Regions from separate parts of the Homo sapiens genome. Here region 1 is linked to region 2. The links are chromatin contacts, found by POLR2A ChIA-PET in ENCODE. All regions are on one chromosome and are shown on one strand. The core of a region is the stretch at or near the end of the contact, and the rest is flanking DNA. Distances in the headings are between cores, read along the strand shown. Region 1 overlaps ZBTB21 (zinc finger and BTB domain containing 21). Region 2 has its middle 16 kb from the start of RIPK4.

The links. ChIA-PET counts read pairs that join two places held with the same protein, here RNA polymerase II (POLR2A).
Region 1: POLR2A ChIA-PET joins it to region 2 with 10 read pairs in AG04450. The contact joins two enhancer-like sites. POLR2A ChIA-PET finds 5 or more read pairs at or near these places in 5 of 52 experiments (AG04450, MCF 10A, WTC11 and 1 more).

Annotation. Positions count from the first base shown.
Region 1 is chr21:41,992,750-41,995,979 of GRCh38, reverse strand. It overlaps ZBTB21 (zinc finger and BTB domain containing 21), which reads left to right. Exons shown (of 3, transcript NM_001098402.2): 3 at 1,872-3,230. The coding sequence starts at 1,885. Among named protein-coding and RNA genes, the nearest start is that of ZNF295-AS1, 15 kb to the left of the region's middle. RefSeq lists a silencer at 159-361. Within about 2 kb of position 1,980, at least 3 of the 41 ENCODE cell types and tissues checked have a DNase peak (open chromatin) inside an H3K27ac peak, as active enhancers do.
Region 2 is chr21:41,781,490-41,785,568 of GRCh38, reverse strand. No RefSeq gene overlaps it. Among named protein-coding and RNA genes, the nearest start is that of RIPK4, 16 kb to the right of the region's middle. Within about 2 kb of position 1,973, at least 5 of the 41 ENCODE cell types and tissues checked have a DNase peak (open chromatin) inside an H3K27ac peak, as active enhancers do.

The sequences.
Region 1 (3,230 bases), core at 731-3,230, 210 kb before region 2:
GGAGGTTCCCAAACCTCAGTTCTTTACTTCTGCACACCTGCAGGCTTAACACCACATGGAAGCCGCCAAGGCTTGGAGCTTGCACCATCTGAAGCCATGGCCCAAGCTGTACCTTGGCCCCTTTCAGCCATGGCTAGAGCACCTGGGACACAGGGCACCAAGTTCCTAGGCTGCACACAGAAAGGGGGCCCTGGGCCTGGCCCACAAAACCATTTTTTCCTCCTAGACCTCTGGGCCTGTGATGGAAGGGGCTGCTGCAAAGGTCTGACATGTCCTGGAGACATTTTCCCCATTGTCTGGGTGACTAACATTCGGCTCCTCCTTACTTAGGCAAATTCCTGCAGCCAGTTTGAATTTCTTCTCAGAAAATGGGATTTTCTTTTCTATCGCACTGTCAGGCAGCAACTTCTCCAAGCTTTTATTCTCTACTTCCCTTATAAAACTTAATGCCTCTAACAGCACCTGAGAACCTCTTGAATGCTTTGCTGCCTAGAAATTCCTTCTGCCAGATACCCTAAATCATCTCTCTCAAGTTGAAAGTTCCATAGATCTCTAGGGCAGGGGCAACATGCCACCAGTCTCTTTGCTAAAACATAACGAGTCACCTTTGCTTCAGTTCCCAACAAGTTCCTCATCTCCATCTGAGACTACCTCAGCCTGGATTTCATTGTCTGTATCATTATTGGCATTATGGTCAAAGCCATTCAGCAAGTCTCTAGGGAGTTCCAAAGTTTCCCACATTTTCCTGTCTTCTTCTGAGTCCTCTAAACTGTTCCAGCCTCTGCCTGTTACCCAGTTCCAAAGTCGCTTCCACATTTTCGGGTATCTTTTCAGCAGTGCCCCACTCTACTGGTATCAATTTACTGTATTAGTCCATTTTCACACTTCTAATAAAGACATACCCAAGACTGGGTAACTTACAAGAAAAAGCGGTTCAGTGGACTCACAGTTCCACGTGGTTGGGGAGGCCTTTTAATCGTGGTGGAAGGCAAGGAGGAGCAAGTCACATCTCACATGGCAGCAGGGAAGAGAGAACTTGTGTAGGGGAACTCCTCTTTATAAAATCATCAGATCTCATGAGGCTTACTATCATGAGAAGAGAACGAGAAAGACCCACCCCCATGATTCAGTTACCTCCCACTGGGTCCCTCCCACGACGTGGGAATTGTGGGAGTTACAATTCAAGAGGAGATTTGGGTGGGGACACCACCAAACCGCATCACCTGGCAAGGTGGCATGTGCTTGTGGTCCCAGCTACTCAGGAGGCTGAGTGGGAGGATTGCTTGAGCCCAGGAGATTGAGGCTGCAGTGAGCCATCATGGTGCCACTGCACTCCAGCCTGGGTGACAGAGAGATACCCTGTCTCAAAATAAAAACAAGGGTCTCACAAGACCTGCTTTGCAACCAATTGTTAACAGTTCACATTATGTTTAAGTATATGTAGTAATAAAGCTGATTTTCTTTCAGAATTATAGACTTCAGGGGTTTGATAATTCGTACTTGTTTTCTGAATTGGTAAGGAATAGTGCCAAGCATCAAATGGATAAGGACCCTAAATAATAAACCTTTATTTTCAAATATTGCTTCCATATCTACCTGCCAAGTTCTGGCAGCCTTTTTGATGATATACAAATGCCTATATTATAGTTCCTGCAATTCTTCTATTTTAATGAGGACCTACTTAAACCACGAGACTTATTTTACATTTTCACCATTATTTAAATAAGATTGTTCATTCATAGAGCTTCTGTTAGCCTACGGTCTGCTAAATATTGGTACCTATGCAAAGACAGCTGATGTTCCCTGCTCTTGAGGAGCCAGGGGAACTTTTCACTGCAATATCTGTAGTAATTTTACATTTTGTCTTTTAGATAAACTCAAGCCATGGAGGGATTACTGCATTACATCAACCCTGCACACGCCATTTCTCTCCTAAGTGCCCTGAATGAGGAGCGTCTCAAAGGACAGCTGTGTGATGTGCTGCTGATTGTTGGAGACCAAAAGTTCCGAGCTCATAAAAACGTCTTGGCTGCCAGCAGCGAATACTTTCAGAGTTTATTCACAAATAAGGAAAATGAGTCACAAACTGTATTTCAGCTTGACTTCTGTGAGCCAGATGCTTTTGATAATGTTTTAAACTACATTTATTCTTCCTCTCTATTTGTTGAGAAGAGCAGCCTTGCTGCTGTGCAAGAACTTGGCTATAGTCTTGGGATTTCCTTTCTGACTAACATCGTTTCTAAAACACCTCAAGCCCCCTTTCCAACGTGTCCTAATAGAAAAAAAGTGTTTGTAGAAGATGATGAAAACAGTTCTCAAAAGAGAAGTGTCATTGTTTGTCAAAGTAGAAACGAAGCGCAAGGAAAAACTGTTAGTCAAAATCAACCCGATGTAAGCCATACTTCCCGGCCCTCTCCTAGCATTGCAGTCAAGGCCAATACCAATAAGCCACATGTCCCAAAACCAATAGAACCACTTCATAATTTGTCATTAACTGAAAAGAGTTGGCCGAAAGATAGTTCTGTGGTATATGCAAAGTCTCTTGAGCATTCTGGATCTTTGGATGATCCTAATAGAATCAGTTTGGTGAAAAGAAATGCAGTGTTGCCTTCAAAGCCTCTGCAAGACAGAGAAGCTATGGATGATAAACCAGGTGTGAGTGGTCAGCTTCCAAAAGGAAAAGCTCTAGAGCTGGCTTTGAAGAGACCACGGCCACCTGTTTTGTCTGTTTGTAGCTCATCAGAGACTCCCTATCTATTAAAAGAAACTAACAAAGGAAATGGTCAAGGTGAAGATAGAAACTTGTTGTACTATTCAAAGTTAGGCTTAGTGATCCCATCCAGTGGATCTGGTTCTGGAAACCAAAGCATTGACAGGAGTGGCCCACTTGTTAAGAGTCTCCTCAGACGGTCATTGTCGATGGATAGCCAGGTTCCTGTCTATTCACCTTCCATAGATTTGAAATCTTCCCAGGGATCATCTTCGGTGTCCAGTGATGCACCAGGGAATGTGTTGTGTGCTTTATCTCAGAAGTCATCTTTAAAAGATTGTAGTGAAAAAACAGCCCTAGATGACAGGCCTCAAGTGCTACAACCGCATCGCCTCAGGTCCTTTAGTGCTTCTCAGTCAACAGACAGGGAGGGAGCTTCCCCTGTGACTGAGGTGCGCATAAAGACTGAGCCCAGCAGCCCGCTGTCGGACCCCTCGGACATCATCCGCGTCACTGTGGG
Region 2 (4,079 bases), core at 724-3,223:
AGCGATTTTCCTGCCTCAGCCTTTCGAGTAGCTGGGACTTGTAGTCTCATGTGCCACCACGCCTGGCTAATTTTTGTGTTTTTTGTAGAGACGGGGTTTCACCATGTTAGCCAGGCTCATCTCAAACTCCTGACCTCAAGTGATCCGCCCACCTCGGGTTCTCAAAGTGCTGGGATTACAGGTGTGAGCCACTGCGCCCAGCCCTAAATGTTAATTTTAAATAATTAGTTAATAATAATGATCCGTTTTGGTTCATCAGCTGTAATGAATGCACCACACCAATACAGATCTGGCGGGGATGCAGGAGCAGAGAGTGTGGGTGAGAATTCTGTGCTTTCTTCTTCTTTTTTTTTTTTTTTTTTTTTTTTGAGGCAGAGTCTCGCTCTGTTGCCCAGGCTGGAGTGCAGTGGTGCGATCTCGGCTCAGTAGGCTTAACTCAGAAATTTGCAGCAAAAAACACAATTACTTTTGCACCAACCTAATACCTAAGATAAATGAAAACATATATCCACAAAAGACTTACACACAATGTTCATAGTAGCTTCAGTTGGCAGAGGCATCCGGCTAGTGGGAATTCTAAGAGGAGAGAAGGGAGACAAAGGCAGAGTGGGACTGTCCAGGAGGCAGGAGGGGAGTCTCCCAGGACAGGAGGCTTTCAGTGCCTACTGCAGATGTAGTGCTGTGGGAATTTCGTTTTTCTTTTCTTTTTTCTCTTGTTTTTTTGTTTGTTTTTGTTTGTGTGTTTTGTTTTTGAGACAGAGTTTCGCTTTTGTTGCCCAGGCGGGAGTGCAATGGCACGATCTCGGCTCACTGCAACCTCCGCCTCCCAGGTTCAAGTGATTCTCCCGCCTCAGCCTCCCGAGTAGCTGGGATTACAGGCGCCCGCCACCAGGTCTGGCTAATTTTTTTGCATTTTTTTTTTTTTTTTTAGTAGAGTTGGGTTTTCACTGTGTTGGCCAGGCTGGTCTCGGACTCCTGACCTCAGGTGATCCACCTGCTTCAGCCTCCGAAAGTGCTGGGATTACAGGCAGGAGCCACCCTGCCCGGCCCCTTTTGTGGTAATTTCTGGACGATCTTCTTGACTCTTTAATGTTTAGTCTTGGCCTTCATGTTTTAATTTCTAAGCGTTCTTTCTGGTTATCTGGTCCTCCTTGTCCCCTACTCACTGTGTTCTAGTTTCATGGGTGACACATCTTCTCTGAAGATTTGAAGCTCTCCCTCTGCCACCAATCTCTGAACTGTCTGTTTCTTTTCTGTTTGTTTCCTACCTCTTGTACTGGAGGTTTCCTCAAATCTCTGCAAGCCTGAAGGTTCTTGGGGTATGGGTAGGGCTTGTGGACCTCTCAGCCTCACTGGTCACTTTCCCAAGGGGCCCCCAAATGCCAGTGTGTAGAACCTGCAGGTCCTCTGCATGAGGGATGGCGTTACATAAGATACATCTGGCTGGCAGTGTTCTGGAAGATAGGGGCAGGACGGGGAGACGTGAGTCATGCTGGAAAGTTCCGCAGGTCTTGGGCTGCCCCTGATGTAGCTGAGTGTGGAGCTTCTCAGGTTCAGTCTCATGTGCATACACACACACACATACTTGTGCATGCACACCTATGACGGTTACTACAGGACTGAACGAAGGGGGATGAACGCAGAAATGAAGACAAAGACAAAAAGATCTGTTTTAAAGAAGGGGTCGGGGGCTCCTTGCTTCTAGTGAGCAAGGGCCCTGAGCCTCTAAAGCCCTTCGTATTTACTAGGCAGAATCAACAGGGAGCAAAAGGTAACGATTGGTCAGCTGCTTGATTTATGACAGGTTCACATAATTGCTTTCTTTATACAACAGGCTTCAGATGTGGCTGTAGATAATCACAAGAAACACTGCGCCTGGGGCGTGACTGCCCTCAGGGTTCCTTCTGGTGGCGGTTTGTCAGTTTGCCAACAACCTGCATTCATGAGAACAGTTTGCTGTTTGCTCATACAGCCTCCAGCGGTGTGCTGAGCTGGTCACGACCCTCGTTCTTTCGGCCTTCAACACACACCCATGAGCGCAGTGCATGCTCACACATGCACACATGTGAACCAGTGCATGTACACACACAGTGTAAAGAAGAGTAAACAGAGGAGGAAAGGCAGTCTAAGGATAACATTTTATTTAAAAAATTAAAATTTTGGCCAGGTGCAGTGGCTCACGCCTGTAATCCCAGCACTTTGGGAGGCCGAGGTGGGCAGATCACCTGAGGTCAGGAGTTCGAGGCCAGCCTGGCCAACATGGTGAAACACCGTCTGTACTAAAAATACAAAACAATTAGCCGGGCGTGGTGGCACATGCCTGTAATCCCAGTTACCAGGGAGGCTGAGGCAGGAGAATTGCTTGAATCCAGGGGGTGGAGGTTGCAATGAGCCAAGATCGCACCACAGCACTGCACTCCAGCCTGGGCAACAGAGTGAGACTCTGTCTCAAAAAAAAAAAAAACAAAAAAAAAAATTTAAAATGTTCACGTACAGTCAGACCTTTGCTCTGGTCCTGCTTCCCACTAGATAGGTCTTAGGCTTGAGCCGCAGTCTTCATGATAAATATTGACTTTTCTTTCAACAAATTAAAAATGAGCATTTAAATAATGCCATACTTTGCTTAAGCTTTAAATTACAAATCAGATGAGCAGTCATAAAGGCATGTTTGAATCTAACGTAAAGGTTACATTACTTAAGGTCCCTTTCATCTGAGTTCCCTGCAGCGCATGAAGACGTCCAGTGACCCCTCTGCTGGGGCAGGTGTGTGTGATTTCACCACACATGTCTCCCAGACCTTGAGATCACAAGTCAGAACATGTGTAGGTTGCTGAAAGCACAGAAACCCTGATTTTTAAAGAACACATTTTACACAGTTGCGTATATAACTTGGACCTGCTACTGTTTCATAACTTTTATTTTTCCCAAATATAGTATGCATCATTATTTGCACGATCATCTCAATTCTTTTCTTGGTTCAGCAATGTGTTTTGTTTTATCATTTTAAAAATAAAAATGGTGGCCAGGCATGGTGGCTCACGCCTGTAATCCCAGCACTTTGTGAGGCCGAGGTGGGCAGATCACCAGGTCAGGAGTTCGAGACCAGCCTGGCCAACATGGTGAAACCCTGTCTCTACTAAAAATACAAAAATTAGCTGGTCGTGGTGGCAGGCGCCTGTAATCCCAGCTATGTGGGAGGCTGAGGCAGGAGAATTGCTTGAACCTGGGAGGCGGAGGTTGCAGTGAGCGGAGATCATGCCATTGCACTCCAGCCTGGGCGACAAGGGCAAGACTCCATCTCAAAAAAAAAAAAAAAAAAAAAAAAGGCATATATTTACATTGTGTAACATGATGTGTTGATAGAGATACTCACAGCAAAGTTACTACGGTCAAGCATATGAACATGTCCACCTCCCCACGGTTGCGTTTTGTGTGTTTGTGTGGTGACAGCACCTGAAATCTCTCTTGGTAAATTTCCGGGGTACAGCACAGAATTGTTAAGTACAGTCCTCAGGCTCTGCACTGGACCTCTAGACTTAGTCGTCCTATGTAACTGCAACTCTGTACCCTTTTAAAATGATATATTGTTAAAAAGTAAATATGTTTTGCTGACTTTTAAAATTGATAGTAAAAATAATTAAATCATGAAAATCTGTCCATTGCTAGTGGATAGAGGTAACTAATAAACTTGGAGGGTGGGAGAAAACAGGGAGGAAATAGGCATTTTTAAAAACTGTAAGTAAACTTTCAATAATATATTTCCCCTTTCATTCTCACAATGGCTGTCTCCCTAAAGGTTCACCCCAAGAAACACAGTGCAGCTCGCTTTGGTAGAAATGACAGTTTCCCATTTATGTAAAATTAGTTGGCATAAAGTGTAGAGGAGGAAGAGAGAGCATTGCTGTTTGGAGGAACAAGTTCCCCAAATATGTATTTACATTATGATAATGAGCCTAATTAATAGAATGCTTGCATTATCCATTTTTATTGATTTTAATTATTATTTCGTGCTGATATTTTCCTTGTCTTTTATGATTTTTTATTTTTTTGAGACAAGGTTTCACTTTGTTGCCCAGGCT